2 separate regions of the Homo sapiens genome follow, and region 2 is linked to region 1. A link is an interaction called in ENCODE POLR2A ChIA-PET data of the cell type or tissue named here. Cell type or tissue: Panc1. All regions are shown on one strand. Each heading gives the region's core, and the rest is flanking DNA. Links, peaks and the distances in the headings are about the cores only. Region 1 overlaps LOC105375199 (a long non-coding RNA gene). Region 2 overlaps NFE2L3 (NFE2 like bZIP transcription factor 3).

Evidence for each region. Peaks named below come from ENCODE experiments on the same cell type or tissue, not always from the same donor. Only the 100,000 strongest peaks of a DNase experiment are listed, where the experiment ranks them.
Region 2: POLR2A ChIA-PET joins it to region 1 with 12 read pairs; 2 of 35 experiments call an interaction of 5 or more read pairs at or near these places.

The regions. Positions count from the first base shown.
Region 1 is chr7:25,969,084-25,977,548 of GRCh38, forward strand. All of the region lies in intron 6 of LOC105375199 (a long non-coding RNA gene), which reads right to left. Among named protein-coding and RNA genes, the nearest start is that of MIR148A, 23 kb to the left of the region's middle. In Panc1, for the core only: no CTCF peak of the experiment used is centred there; no DNase peak of the experiment used is centred there; H3K27me3 peaks cover 195 bases.
Region 2 is chr7:26,184,588-26,192,766 of GRCh38, forward strand. NFE2L3 (NFE2 like bZIP transcription factor 3) reads left to right here. Exons shown (of 4, transcript NM_004289.7): 4 at 1-2,550. The coding sequence ends at 1,196. It overlaps HNRNPA2B1 (heterogeneous nuclear ribonucleoprotein A2/B1), which reads right to left. Exons shown (of 11, transcript NM_002137.4): 10 at 7,908-7,990; 11 at 5,340-7,751. The coding sequence ends at 7,929. Among named protein-coding and RNA genes, the nearest start is that of HNRNPA2B1, 12 kb to the right of the region's middle. RefSeq lists enhancers at 984-1,033, 1,054-1,283, 3,684-4,208. In Panc1, for the core only: no CTCF peak of the experiment used is centred there; no DNase peak of the experiment used is centred there; H3K27ac peaks cover 3,303 bases.

The DNA.
Region 1 (8,465 bases), core at 256-8,255:
TGTAAAAGTGTCCCAACCACTGAGCTGGTTCCACAAAGGCATTAAGAAATTACCACTATGGGCTGGGCACGGTGGTTCATGCCTGTAATCCCAGCACTCTGGGAAGCCAAGGCGGATGGATCACCTGAGGTCAGGAGTTTGAGACCAGCCTGGCCAATATGGTGTAACCCCGTCTCTACTAAAAATACAAAAATTAGCTGGCCGTTGTGGCGCACACCTGTAATCCCAGCTACTCGGAGGCTGAGGCAGGAGAATTGGTTGGCCCCAGGAGGCAGAGGTTGCAGTGAGCCAAGATCACACCATTGCACTCCAGCCTGGGCGACAAGAGTAAAACTCAGTCTCAAAACAAAAACAAAAACAAAAACAAAACAAAACAAAACAAAAAAATACACTATGTCAAGTTATTAGGTAACCCATAACATCCTTTGTTTTAACATAGCCTTGCCAAGGGCCGGGCACAGTGGCTCACGCCTGTAATCCTAACACTTTGGGAGGCTGAGGCGGGCAGATCACTTGAGGTCAGGAGTTCGAGACCAGTCTGGCCAATATGGTGAGACCCTGTCTCTACTAAAAATAAAAAAATTAGCCAGGCGTGGTGGTGGGTGCGTGTAGTCCCATCTACTTGGGTAGCTGAGGAACGAGAATTGCTTGAACCTGGGAGGTGGAGGTTGCAGTGAGCTGAGTGAGATCATGCCACTGCACTCCAGACTCGAGATACAGTGAGACTCTGTCTCCAAAATATATATACATGTACTTCTCTAAATTAAATATTGAAATAAATTTTAAAATGCCCGGTTCATGTAGTTATAATAATAATACTAATAACAACAACTACTGCTACTACTACTACTAACATGTGTTGAACATGAACTAAGTTCCAGAAACCATGCTAAGCTACAAAACGGTGGACACACTCCCCTTGCACACCCTGTGGTAATTCAGTCCACACTCAGAAACTGCTGTTGGTTCAATGTTATTTATATTTATTTATTCTGCACCTTCTCCCAAAGACTTGAGGTGATCTGCAAGAATACATACATCAAAATAAGGTTTTTTTGTGTGTACAGGTCGAGTATCCCTAGTCTGAAAATCTGACATTTTTTGAATGCTGACACAATGCCACAAGTGGAAAATTCCACACCTAACCTCATGTGATGGGTCACAGTCAAAATGCAGTCAAATCTTTGTTTTATGCATGAAATTATTTAAAATACTATATAAAATTACCTTCAGGCTATGTGCATACGTGTATATTAAACATAAATAAATATCATGTTTAGGCTCGGGTCATATTCCTAACATATCTCATTATGTATATGCAAATATTCCAAAATTCAAAACAATAAAAAATAAAAACCCTAAAATCCGAAACACTTCTGGCCCCAAGCACTTCAAATAAGGGATGCTCAACCCACATAAGTGTCCTGGGACTGCTGTAACAAAGTGCCAGAGGCTGGGTGGCTTAACAACAGAAATGAATTATCTCCTAGCTCTGGAGGCCAAAGTCCACGATCAAGGCTATGGAAGGGCTGGTTCCTTCTGGATGAGCTAAGGAAGGATCTGTTCCCAACCTCTTTCCTTGCTTTTGGCTTGTGATAGCATAATTCCAGTCTTCACATGGCATTCTCCCTGTGCACATGTCCGTGTCCAGATTTCTTCTTTTTATAAGGATACCAATCACATTGGATTAGGGGGTCCACCCACCTCCAGTGTGGCCTTATCTTAACTGATTATATCTGCCACATCCCTCTTTCCAAATAAGGTCACATTCTGAGGCACTAGGGGGTGGGACTTCAGCATATGAATTTTGAAGGGATACAATTCAACCCACAACAAAAAGTAAAAATCTCAGCAAACTGAACACATACGTTCATCTAGTCACTCTCCTAAGACCTCACTAAGACTACAATAAAAAGTTACTACTCCACATGCAGAAAGAGGCTCCAGGGAAGACAGTAGTAAACAGGAGACGGTGGATGGGTAGCCAAGAGAGGAGCGGTAACTGACCTGGCAGAAAAGAACAAAGTTACAACCCAGGCCCAATAAAATGTAAGCCAACTGACTCCTCAGAGCCCTGGAGACCCTGCACTGGGAGACGCCAGATGCTAGGGGAGGCAGATGTCAGGCAGGAAGCCGGACACAGACATGGGTTTCACAGGCTTTATTCAGAAGCATTGGACCTCCTCCCCACCACATACAGCCAGAGGACAGGGTTTCCCAAACAGCCTCCTAAAAGACTCAGGAGATTTATTTTTGGATGGGTTGAAAGGAGAGACTCAACCTAGAAGACACCAGCCTTATAAGAGCACTGGAGTAGGGGGTAGGCATGAAGCTAAAGCCAGGAATATGAAATGAAAGCCCACAGAGCCATGAGCTGTGGGCCCCTTCTCCTATCTAGGTCTCAGAACATCAGCAACAGGGAATATCAGTACAGACAGGAGGACTGGAAGACCTGCACTGCAGACCCAAACAGTCCAGAGGTATATCCTGTGATGCGCATATTTAAGGTTCTCCCAACAAAAAGCTGGCACCCACCTGGTTATCCTCTTCCTACCAATCAACAATTCTTGCCCTTGTTTACAGAACGTCAAGTGAGCTTTTAGCATCTTATTCTTAAATATGAAAGAACAACTAGACACTTGGTGAAAGCCTGTGACCTGAAGACACAGACTGAGCAAACAAGGGGACCAGGAGGAAAGAGAAAATGAAAGGAATCAAAGAACATTTTAAAAAATATTTTTAACTAGTATTCTCAGAAAGATAAGGAAGAACAGAATTCAATAAAAAGAGAACAACTGGAGAACATGAAAGGACTCTTGACAATTACAAATATGATAAAAATTGAAACTCATTCAGAATATTAGAAGATAAAGGCAATAAAATCTTTTAGAAAGTAATACAAAATGTTTAAGAGTCAGAAAATAGGAAAGAAGAGATAAGAACATTTAAAAATCAACCTGGGAAGTCCAATATCTGAATAATAGGAGTTGCAAAATAGAGATAGGAGAAACAGAGGGAAGAAAATTATCAACTAATAATAATCAATAATAAGAGAAAATTTTCCAGAATGGAAGGAAACATGCCTCCAGATGGTAAAGGTCCACTGAGTACCTAACATGACAAATGGAAGACCTAAATGCTCCCAGAAAGATAACACAAGCCACATAGAAAGTACTGGGAAAGAGAATGACATGACAGGTAAGATAGCACAGTGGTTAAGAACATGGATTCTGGAGCCAACTACCTGGGCTTGTAACTCAAATACTAGTTGTGTGATTTTGGGTAAGTTACTGAACCTCTCTTGCTTCAGTTTCTTCATTTCTAAAACAGAAATAATAAGACTACCTCCCACTTATCTGGCATAATGGATATAAAACACATAAAATAGAGCCTGGCCCATAGCTCATGTTATAAAAATGCTGACTTTTTTCCTCAGACTTCTCAACAGTAACATTGGAAGCTAGAACCCATGGAGTAATAGCTTCACATTTATTTAGAGGAAATATTTTCAAATCTAGTATTGTATAACAACTAAGCTACAAATCAAATGTGAGGGTAGAATAAAGACATTTTCAAACATACAAGGTATTTAGAGCTTGATTTCCCTTATATTCCTTCTCAGGAAGATACTGCTGGTTTAAATAAAACCAGGCAAGTTGAAGACATAGAATGCAGACAAGAGAGGACTCAAAAAGAGACGAATTCATTAGATGATAGTAAAGGGAGGTCCCAGGATAACAACTATGCTTCAAGTATGCAGTCTCAAAAATGGAGGACCGAGGGCTCCAGAAGACAGACCTCCAGGGGAAAAAATTGGGTAGATATATGTGAATATATAAAAAATATTACTGGCCAGGTATCGTGGTTCATGATTGTAATCCCAGCACTTTGGGAGGCCAAGATGGGAAGATCGTTTGCACCCAGGAGTTTGAGATCGACCTAGGCAATATAACGAGACCCCCATCTCTACAAAAAAAAAAAAAAAAAAAAAAACTTAAAAATTAGCTGGGTGTGGTGGCATGCACCTGTAGTCCCAGATACTTAGGAGGCTAAGGTGGGAGGACTACTGGAGCCCAGGAGATGGAGGCTACTGCAAGCCATCATCATGCCACTGCACTCCAGCCTGGGTGACAGAGTGAGACCCTGTCTCAAAAAATTTGCAAAAAATATTATTGATAGGCAAGTGACAGAGATATAGAGCACTCAAGGAAAATTGTAATGACACAGCAAATTAGACTGATTAAAAAATTAAGCAGGTTTTAACTCCAGGAAAAACAAAGGGTGGACAAGAACATGGTTTATTCATTGTTTGCTCAGAAGCAAATAATATTCGTGTAGTCAAAATCATGTAAATGCTAACTTTTGAGTTGCTTGATTTAACTAAAAACTGTGATATAACTGAGTTAGGGAAATGGGGAGTGGGGAAATGGTAAAAAGGCAGTGGAGAGAGCTCAGTCCTCATTTACCAAAATGGGAAGTCAATAGTTAATATCTAAAACTGAAATTTAAAAAATAGCAAGATGGGCCAGGCGCGGTGGCTCACACCTGTAATCCCAGCACTTTGGGAGGCTGAGGCTGGTGGATCACGAGGTCAGGAGATTAAGACCGTCCTGGCTAACACAGTGAAACCCCGTCTCTACTAAAAGTACAAAAAATTAGCCGGGCGTGGTGGCGGGCACCTGTAGTCCCAGCTACTCTGGAGGCTGAGACAGGAGAATGGCATAAACCCAGGAGGTGAAGCTTGCAGTGAGCCCAGATCACGCCACTGCACTCCAGCCTGGGCAACAGTGCAAGACTCCATCTCAAAAACAACAACAACAACAAAAAAAGCAAGATAAGCATATAATTTCAAGACATGGACATGAACACCTGGGGATGCAGCCAAAGAGTTACAGTGGGACTGTTGGGGTTGGGGAAGGCTGGGGCAGGAAACTCCTAGTTTTGCATTATAAATATTTCCTTGTAGTACTATTTGACTTTTTAAACCACATAGATGTGTTATTTGGATAAAAATTAACTTTTAACTTAAAAAAGAAAGAATAGTGGGAGGTAATTCAAAATATTAGTAGTGGGTATATGTGGATAGTGTGATTACCAGTGATGTGAATTCACTCCATATTCTTTTTTTGTCTTGTCCACTGTTTAAAAAGTAATATGTGTTAACCTTACAATTCAAAAAGTACATTTTATTTTTTAAATACAATCAGGATGAAGAGAAAAAAAGAAAGGTTATATAGTTTGACACAGGTTAAAAAGTGATTTTCAAAAAAGGCAAAATTATGATTCACACAAAAATATAAAATGAACACACATCAAAGATAAATTAAGTGAGAGAATCAATGAGATATTACAGCTTATTCAAAGAAGTCAAAGAACTACAAATTTGCATACAGTAAAGAAATGTTGAAATGAATTCACAAAAACTAGTTTATCCATAAAGCAATAATTAGTTGCATTCTGCAGACAAAGTATGTATGTTTCGATGGACAACAATTACTTGCGTTGCTATCAGTTCTCTGTAACTTTTCCAGGGAGTTGTAAAATCAACAGGGTTGCACACTCCTATAGGATCAGATAATTCCCCAGAGGCTCCCTTGAAAGGATACCCAGTAAAGATTTTTGTCCATTTGAATGTCTTAAATTTCTCCTTATGTATAGTTAAGGGCTAATGAGTTAATGCAATCTTGTGTCTTAAAGTCCTGCTGGTTATTCAGTAGTGGGAAGCAAGTTTAGTTTGAATTCCTAGAAGCAAAAGCAAAAAGGGAAACTAGTTATAAATTTATTGGAGTGCCCAGTGGGGTTTAAAATACTTTGAAGCTGAAAAAGTTTCATTTCATTTTAAATTGCTTGTAATTTTTTTCTCTAGAGGTAAAAAGAGATCAATGCACCTTTATAGCCAGCTTCCTTTATTTGGGGGAAAATTACCAAAATGATCCCTCTATTTATAGAGCAATAGCCACCCGTTGCTCTTAGAAAACCCTATGAGGATGCCATTAACTCAAGTGCAGTTAGGTTAAGCGATGTGTTTAGTACAGGAAATTGGGTTTATTTTAAGTAATATCATGTTCTTGGAGAGTTGTTTTCTTTTTAATTCTTCTTAATTATTTTCTATAGGGATTTAGACTAGAACATCTCTGAAAATTAGTTTTTGGGGGGAGATATGTGTCTTTTTGAACAAGTATTTGCTCCTAAGAGAGAGAAGACTGGATTTCCCAAAAAGCCTATGAAAATCTGAGCTCTCTTATGCTAGACTGTGAAAGGGGGCTAAATTTGTCTGAACTGAATTATAGGAGCCACGTACACAGTGTTTTTAAAAATAATCCAATTTGGGGAAATATACTAGCAATTATTGAAATTCCCTTCTTCAAGCTGGCAAAGCCAGACCAAACACTACAGGTGTGGATTTCCTTGTTCCTATTGTTAATCATTCTGGTACAGTCTGTGAGCAGAAGGGACAGAAAAGATCAAATTTCGCCTTCCCAGAGCAAAACTCAGGAATTGTGTATTTTTCATATGTAAAGGAAAAATGTGAACTTGAATGTCTATTAATGAAGGATTGGGGGAAAAACAACAATTATAGCACAGTATATCCAAGCAATGAAATACCATGTAGACATTAAAAAGAATATAGAGGCCTGGCACAGTGGCTCACGCCTGTAATCCTAGCACTTTGGGAGGCCAAGGCAGGAGGATCACCTGAGGTCAGGAGTTCAAGACCAGCAGGGCCAACATGGTGAATCCCCGTCTCTATTAAAAATACAAAAATTAGCCGAGTGTGAGGCCAGGTGCCTGTAATCCCAGCTACTCGGGAGCCTGAGACAGGAGAATTGCTTGAACCCAGGAGGCAGATGTTGCAGTGAGCCTAGATCATACCACTGCACTCCAGCCTGGGCGACAGAGGGAGACTCCATCAAAAAAAAAAACAAAAAAACAAAAACAACAACAACAAAAACAAATATAAAAGGTATATATGAACTGATTTGGAAAGTCACATATGGTTAAGTGTAGGAAAATTTGTTACACAACACTAGATGAGAGTATAACCCATTTTTATGTTCATTTGTTCATTCATTCAACAAGTATTTCTTAAGCATTTCAATGGGTTAGAAATACAACAGCAAACCAACCAAAGTTCCTATTCTCATGGAGTGTACTTTGTAGTGGAGAGAAACAAACAAGAAACAAATACATATATGACGTTAGTAAAGAAAAATGGGGCAGGCCACTGAGATAGATATTTTCGAGGGTGCTGGTGTAGATCAAGTAGTCAGAGGCCTTTCTGACTACTCGATAAAATGACATTTGCCTTGAGACTACCTGAATACATATGTGCATTTATGTTATGTATATAATTATTTCTGTTAGGATTGTGTTTGGCACTATGTAACAGAGAACAACTGCAGTGGCTTAAACACCTCAGGTTATTTTTCTCACATTGAAAAAGAAGGCGGGGGAGAGCTGGTGCAGCTGCTCAAGGAACAATTACCCTCTATTTTCCCAGACTACTATCCTCCATGTCTGGTCACAAGATGGCAGCTGCCATTCCAGGATTCACACCCACACTTCAGGCAGGGCAAAAGGGGAAGGGCAAAGCACAAAAAGGCACAGACCAGCTACCCCCTGCCCCTTTTTTAATGAGGAAAATGATAGCATTTTCAGAAGGCCTTCCCCCAATAGACTTCTGCTTACCTTTCATTGGCCAACACTGTGTCACATGATGGCTCCTAGCTGCAAGAGAGCCTGCACACTTTAATTTCTCTGTTGAGCACATGCTGCCTTGAATGCAAGCTTGAGTGTGGGCAGGTATTTGGCAGTGTCTGTCTCATGAGTGCATTGAAGGCTAAAAGAAGGTACTCCAAATAGTTAACAGGGCTTGTCTCTGGGGATAGCATTTCAAGTGATCCCTAACCTTTTCCTTTATGATTGCTATCATTTGCAGCTGTATCATTCTGTCTGATAACAAATCTGGAATCTCTGGTCCCATCTCAGACCTACTGAATCAGAAACTGTGGGACTAGTAATCTGCAGATTTACTAGTTCAACAGGTGATTCTGAAGCTTGGGGAGGAGAGGGCTGAGAACCAGTGCGCAATACCATTTAAACAGAAAAAGAAGATATTTGCGTTTTGAGAGGAAAAATTATGACAAGTCAAGGATCTCATTTAAGTGAACAAGTGTTTTTCACAGTAGAACTACAAATACAGCCTAATTAATCAATGTGTCAAGCGTTTCTTCTTTCTTTTGAATCATTAGCATTTATTCAGGCCCTTAGCAGTAATGGTTTGTCAAAGCTGACATTCAGAAAAAGTATAAAAAAGAAAAAAAAATCAGCCTTGTGTTTTGATTAATTGCCATACATCTTTCTTATGTTTCATCTCCCAAATTTACAAAGATTTGATTTGGTTTATGGTAAACTTTTTTTTTTTTTTTTAGACAGAGTCTTGCTCTGTCACCCAGGCTGGAGTG
Region 2 (8,179 bases), core at 180-8,179, 220 kb after region 1:
CTTCAGCACATTATCATGTAAACTTCAGCCAGGCTATAAGTCAGGATGTGAATCTTCATGAGGCCATCTTGCTTTGTCCCAACAATACATTTAGAAGAGATCCAACAGCAAGGACTTCACAGTCACAAGAACCATTTCTGCAGTTAAATTCTCATACCACCAATCCTGAGCAAACCCTTCCTGGAACTAATTTGACAGGATTTCTTTCACCGGTTGACAATCATATGAGGAATCTAACAAGCCAAGACCTACTGTATGACCTTGACATAAATATATTTGATGAGATAAACTTAATGTCATTGGCCACAGAAGACAACTTTGATCCAATCGATGTTTCTCAGCTTTTTGATGAACCAGATTCTGATTCTGGCCTTTCTTTAGATTCAAGTCACAATAATACCTCTGTCATCAAGTCTAATTCCTCTCACTCTGTGTGTGATGAAGGTGCTATAGGTTATTGCACTGACCATGAATCTAGTTCCCATCATGACTTAGAAGGTGCTGTAGGTGGCTACTACCCAGAACCCAGTAAGCTTTGTCACTTGGATCAAAGTGATTCTGATTTCCATGGAGATCTTACATTTCAACACGTATTTCATAACCACACTTACCACTTACAGCCAACTGCACCAGAATCTACTTCTGAACCTTTTCCGTGGCCTGGGAAGTCACAGAAGATAAGGAGTAGATACCTTGAAGACACAGATAGAAACTTGAGCCGTGATGAACAGCGTGCTAAAGCTTTGCATATCCCTTTTTCTGTAGATGAAATTGTCGGCATGCCTGTTGATTCTTTCAATAGCATGTTAAGTAGATATTATCTGACAGACCTACAAGTCTCACTTATCCGTGACATCAGACGAAGAGGGAAAAATAAAGTTGCTGCGCAGAACTGTCGTAAACGCAAATTGGACATAATTTTGAATTTAGAAGATGATGTATGTAACTTGCAAGCAAAGAAGGAAACTCTTAAGAGAGAGCAAGCACAATGTAACAAAGCTATTAACATAATGAAACAGAAACTGCATGACCTTTATCATGATATTTTTAGTAGATTAAGAGATGACCAAGGTAGGCCAGTCAATCCCAACCACTATGCTCTCCAGTGTACCCATGATGGAAGTATCTTGATAGTACCCAAAGAACTGGTGGCCTCAGGCCACAAAAAGGAAACCCAAAAGGGAAAGAGAAAGTGAGAAGAAACTGAAGATGGACTCTATTATGTGAAGTAGTAATGTTCAGAAACTGATTATTTGGATCAGAAACCATTGAAACTGCTTCAAGAATTGTATCTTTAAGTACTGCTACTTGAATAACTCAGTTAACGCTGTTTTGAAGCTTACATGGACAAATGTTTAGGACTTCAAGATCACACTTGTGGGCAATCTGGGGGAGCCACAACTTTTCATGAAGTGCATTGTATACAAAATTCATAGTTATGTCCAAAGAATAGGTTAACATGAAAACCCAGTAAGACTTTCCATCTTGGCAGCCATCCTTTTTAAGAGTAAGTTGGTTACTTCAAAAAGAGCAAACACTGGGGATCAAATTATTTTAAGAGGTATTTCAGTTTTAAATGCAAAATAGCCTTATTTTCATTTAGTTTGTTAGCACTATAGTGAGCTTTTCAAACACTATTTTAATCTTTATATTTAACTTATAAATTTTGCTTTCTATGGAAATAAATTTTGTATTTGTATTAAAAATTAACTTTTCCCTTTTATACAGAATCTGAACCAAATTTACCTTACTTTCCTTCCAAAATATCCACATTCAGGAATATAGGTGAATAACAAATAAGGCAGCATAGCAAACTGCTCAGACTCAAGCCAAATTGAGGTCAACATAGTATGCCAAATCCATAGTAAGGCAAATCCACCCCCCTACCCCAATACTTAACACACAGAATACTATGTGATATAGAATGCACTGAAGACCTACGGTCACTGGTAGTTTGAGCCACAGGCCTTCCTCATGTAACCAGAGACAGAATGGGCTACTTGCAAAAACGTAACTCCTTGTGTGTATATTAAATCCATAAAATCTCTGGCAGTAAAGCCAGCCTGAAGGGATGGCCTCACCATCTTAGAATACTGAGATCTCACCAGAACACTGTAAGCCATATAAACAGTAGGGAAAGAGTCAGCAACAGTGAAACCATCTGTTTAAAATGGGCAAAAGCGATTAAGGGAAAAAAAACAGGTGAATTTGAAAATAAACCAGGGTAAGGTAAATTCTAGAAATAATAGCATTTGAAATGAAAACCTCACTTAAGTTCACTAGAACAGTAAACAGGAGATTGCTGAATTTTTTGAAGACAGCAATGACCTCACCTAGATGACTCAAGTTTGGGGAACATCAAGATTTTGACGGGTACTATAATGCTTAATATGTCCAAATTTTCAAAATGAAGTTTCTCAGATATTATTTCTGCCATAGGAGCTACAGTGTAGAGTATCACATAAGTATCTTGGGCTAGAGAAATGCAGTTTATATATACCGTTGGATTTTTATAATAAAGTTTCCCAAGACCTGTTATTTTGCCAGAAATGCTTCTAGTATGCTTCTAGATAAAATTGCCCCTTCAGTGACTCATGGTGTTCAAATGATCATTTTAGTCTGTTGCTTTTTACAAGGGAGTATTTCAAATGTCTTAAGCTTTTGATAATTATAATTTAAGAACACACATAAAACATTTCAGTAGGAAATCCTACTAAGTACACTCAAAAGAGTGCCTGCTTATCAGATAGCATTCTTTTCAAACCTCTAAAATAAAAGACAGTGGAGAGCAGAATCGGTAATCATGGTGACTCTTGTTACCCATGCTGAAGTGCAGTGGCCCCAATAAAAGATCCAGCCTCAAACTCCTGGACTGCCTCAGCCTCCCGAGCTGCTCAGATTATGGACCGCCATGCCTGGCCTGAAGTTTAAACTCTAAAAACCCTTAAATATAGCACACACAGATCTAGTAACTGCAAACTGAATATATTTAAAGATGGTAGTGTCTGTACTGAACTTTATTCCCCATACATAATGCAGCATACCATTTACCTAGCTTCTACCTTGGATTAAATATTGGGTAACCTAGACAACTCAAGTGTATGAGATGTGCTTAGACCACGTGCAAATACACGTTTCATACAAGGGGGCTAGAGCATCCACATTTTGGTATTGTGGAGGTTCCTGAAACTGATGGGCCCCTCTCCCATCAAGGGACTTTTAATCGGCGCATTAAGCAGCCAGCGTCACAAGCTCTAATTGGCTATGGGCTGGCTTCCTGACATAACCCTGCCTCCATCTTAACATGCTGGATTCAAGGTATATAAACTGCAACTGCTTTTCTGACAGTCCAGTTTTAGAGGCAGAAGGGAATTCCACATTCGGCTTCCAGTGCAAACCAACTAGATTACAAAGCCAATGCCCGAAAGCTGACCATTGCCTAGGACCCTCCACATTACCTACCTAGTTGAGCAGTCTTGATTGCATCATCTAACGTCTTAATCAGAATGAGGAAGACAAGAACAAAGACAACCCAAGTGGGTTGGACATCTCCTTTTCCAATTAAAACTATCACTTGAGCATCTTCACAAGTGTGATCAGATTTTAGGCCAATTGTACGGCAACTCCAAGCAAAAAAAGACCTAGATTTCTAGTGGTCCCCTGGTCTCAAGGTAGGCTTCGGTTCAGCAGAGCTTCAGAACCAGTATACAGGGTTTTGTGTGGTAATATTAACGTCTTTTAAACGCACTCAAGTAGCTAAATCATTCCCCATCTCAGTCTCTGAACGATTTGTTCTCTGTTAAGTCCATGCAACTCAACTGATTTGTTACCAATTCCCCTCCACTACCCCAAAACAAGCCAGTGTTAGTGCATTACTAAATAGTGGAAATGTCAAAAATTATGTAGGGCCTGTCAACATCTCAGTATATTAGTTCCAAACCTTAAAGAGAGCGAATTTATGTAACATGCAGTCCAGGTGTCCTGACAGATGTTTTCCACTTTTCAACCATCAGTGACAAACTGAGACTTGTTGCCTTACATTGTTAGCTCCCAATGCCTAACTAGTATTTATTAGGTCAAGCAATTTGGCATCTACCAAATTGGGCTACATGGAAAAGCTTACACATACAGAAATCTGGTTTCACACTAGTGAATAAACTGAGTAAGGGCACCCCCTTGAGTGTGACAGCTGGCATCTGAGAGTTCCCAATGCTCCCTGCCTGCTTGGTAATTGTACCAGGGAAAAGAACCCTCCCACCACATTCTGTGACCATAAAGGATGCAAGATAGCACGACTACTTCGTAGAGCGTGTTCATTTTACAGCTTTTCTTGCTCAAATCACTCACCGAGGGAAGATGACAACCAGGATTAACTTTAAAGCTGTTAGTATGCCACTCTGGATATTAAAAAAATTCTCCAATCCTAGTTTTCTGTGATTGGAACCTTGAGCTTTACCCAGAATCAGTTAAGTTGCTCCCAATTGCTGACCCATAGATGCTGGTTTGTTTCTCTGAACTGCTCTTAAGTATTGAGGTAAGTTGTTACACAGCAACAATATAAAGCCTTGGCCAAAAAGCAGCCTTTCTTCATTTAGGGCACTGTCTCAAAGCTACACAAGAACTACCTTAAACTTCAATTTCTACAAGAGAAACAGCTCAACACAACATATACACACAGGAAATAAGCCTATGTTGAATATCCAACATTACCCCCATGCTTCAGTAAACCCTCCTTCAATCAGTTCATTTCAGTCTATTGTGCAATTACCTAATTCTCCCCTATTTGTGTGATATTCCCTTGACCTTGGCTGGATAGGAGTTGGTATTTTGAGGTTATGCATATCAACCTGATGTATTTCAAAGTTCAACGTCTTTGTACATCCACACATTTTTAAACCTTCAAAATTTTCTTAAAGTTGGGATATTTGTACGTCTTTAATTGACGAACTCAGCTATTTCAAACAGAAAGCTGCTTTCTATGTGTTACCTGCTGTTAAATTTGACTTACCTGTTAGATACCTCACATTATCAAAACCAAAACAAATTATCATAGAAACAAATTAACCTGGTCTTTTTGGTTTTCTTAATTCAGATAAATGTCCAAATAAACACATTTAAAAAGCAACACTGATATTCATTTACTCAGTGTAAACCACAATAAAACTAATTGACATTTGACAATCTAGCACATATTGTAAACCTCAGTGCTTCTGCAAAGCCACTTAATCTGGACCACTCCAGCCGGTTAACCTTTAAAATCCATGATTTTCAAAATGCCACCAGTATTGCTAAACGTAAAAGTAAAGCCAGAAACTTTAGGAGTACTCAAACGCTGAATATACAGTGCATAATGAACAGCATTTTATTGGGGACAGCCAATAATGTCCACAATGCTCTTCTCATTTACCTGTTAATATTAAAATATGCATAGCTTTGTGAAACTGCTTTTAAAAATTTAGGGGATGGTGATCTTTTAGACAACCAAATATTTATAGAACAAGATTCACACATTTTATGTGTAAACATTACACCAAGTATTTGGATACAAAAAGTATTTATTTTATAAACTTTATATTTAAAATAGAATTGTAATCTGTCTACTCACAAAACCTAATTTAAAACATGATACATTTATCTCTCTAGCCAATTTGATGTTACTGTTTTACAAACAACACTCATTTTGTAATTGTTTTATATCAAGAACCTCAACTAAATGTTTGTTTTATCAGAAAACATTTCCCTTTTATTTTAAAGAGTGCTTTTTAAATGAAGGCACCAACAAGAACTACTTTCAGATGGTACAGAATTTCTTATTTCTTGAAGACTCTGTGGTTGACCACTTCTTCATTAGTTACCTGCAGCAAGACACCTTCCTGCCAAAGGAAAAAAAAAGTATCTGAAGAAGTTTATCATGTTTGTCCAAAAGAACCTAAACAACTTCAGTGGTGGTCTTAGGATCAAAGAAGACTCATTGGTGTATAGAGTAAGCCCTGAGTATCACATTCCTGTAAAGGCAATAAAGCCGGGCAATCAAACTGATCATATCTAAGGAATGAATTTCAACAGCCAACCTACAACTTTCTCTTCAGGGTAAGACACTGAACTAGAATTACCACATTTAACCCACCTATTTAGTACTGGATACATACCAGGCTTCATAATGCAGACAAGACACTTCACTCAAGTATGAACTACTATCTGAAAATAGATTCAACCATTTTTGCCCTACCTTCTTTCAGTCTCATCCTGATAAGCATGTACAGTTACAACCATAAATACAACAAATGTCTTTAATAAAAACCCCTAGTTCACTCAAAATGTTTGATCCAAGAAATGTGAATACACAAGGGTGTAACGATGGGAAATCTCATGATTTATTGAACTTGCAGCCTAACTTTTACCTACCATTTTACTACCAACACCACTGAAGGAACCAAGAAAAGCTTTATTAATGATCACTTGGCTTGCCTCAGCTGTTGAAATGAAGCACTTTACAGTCTTTGTGGCAGCAGAATATACTTGTCCATGGTTCATATCAATGCTAAAATTCCGGCAGGGAAAAAAATGATATGTTAAGCACCCAAATCTTCACATGGAGGGGGAGGGGGTGGGAAAAGAAGGAAAAAAAGGGAAAAACAACCAAAATAATTTAAGTAAATGACAGATTGGAAAACAGGGTTTATAAAAATTATTCTCTTGAGTTTATAAATTGTTAAACTCAATTTATAGCTATGTTAAACTACGTAAGAACCACTATACTGAAAGACCATTTAAGAGTATTAGTTTATCTTTTAGGGAGGAAAATTAAGAAAGGAAAAGTAAATAAGATCTTACCTAAAGAAGTTTAACTGAAGCTTAGAACTATTTTGCTCTACACCCTCAGCTTTCGTTGGCATCCTTATAAACTACTGTAGTTAAAGTTTTGTAGAAACAGCACAGTTTTTTAAGACTGGCTGAACTTAGTAGCCGTCAAGAGTTCTCTTGTACTAGACCTGTGTCCCTGAAGAGTACCTCGCTGGGGTTATTTCCTTTCCTTGCATTGAAGAAGCAGCATCTAAAAGATCTAAAAAGGTGTTTCTCCTTGCAGAGATATCCCTTAAGTTATCTACATAATTTAATCCTGATGAATTGCAGACAACACACTTACATCTGACCAGCATTTATCTTATACAAATATAACAACAGCTTTGCAACGGACCTTAATTATACTACCCACTCCTTAACTTATTTAAAATAAAAAGTCTATAATTACACAATTTCCTTTAGAATTATTTTATTAAATCATAAATGTACAACAGCTTCTTAACTCTACACACGCACTTAAATTTTTTTAAAGGAAAAACGTTATGTCTTATTACACCATGATCCTGGCTAATAGCTTTTCAAAACTTTGAGAAAAATCTTAAAAAAGGTTTCACATGTCACCTGAAACTTACAAATTTAACATTATCAAAGAAGGAATGCTTCTACACTCTTACAAAGACCACTAGAAAGAAACAACAATTAAAAAGCTAAGAAACTGTCTCAAAGGCATTTTTTTTTACAATCCTTCCTCCACAGTAAGGTAATGTTATTAAATAATCCAATCCATTCACAAAATGGCTCTCTGCATCTGCTCTGGTGTCTTCTGCCATATCACTGCATATTTATGCATGACTGAGATAAGAGTTTCCTTAACATTGTTATTTCGATAACCTGAAGCTGTTCTGTTACCTCTGGGCTCTCATCCTCTCCTATTTATACAGTGAAGCCTGTTTCAACAGAAGTAAAGAGTAAAAAAAAAATAGGTTATGAAATTATCCATCTAACCAGATTTTAAGGAAAGATAACATGATCCTAAAAAGCTTTTACTCCTGCAGCTATGTCTCCCAAGATAATAATAATTGTAAAACTCAAAAGCTACTTACCCATGGCAAATAGGAAGAAGCTCAGTATCGGCTCCTCCCACCATAACCCCCACTTCCTCCACTGCCTCCTGGACCATAGTTTCCTATAATTGTTGGAACAGCAAGAGAAAACAAACTTACTTTGATTTCCCATGATCAGCCTAACACTACAGTTGATTCTATTTTATATCCATCCAGTCTTTTAAACAAGCAGATCCTAATCCTTTGCAGCCAGTTAGCAGAATTACTCAGGAGATAAATTACTCGGGTTCATAGACATTTTTATTTCGTGG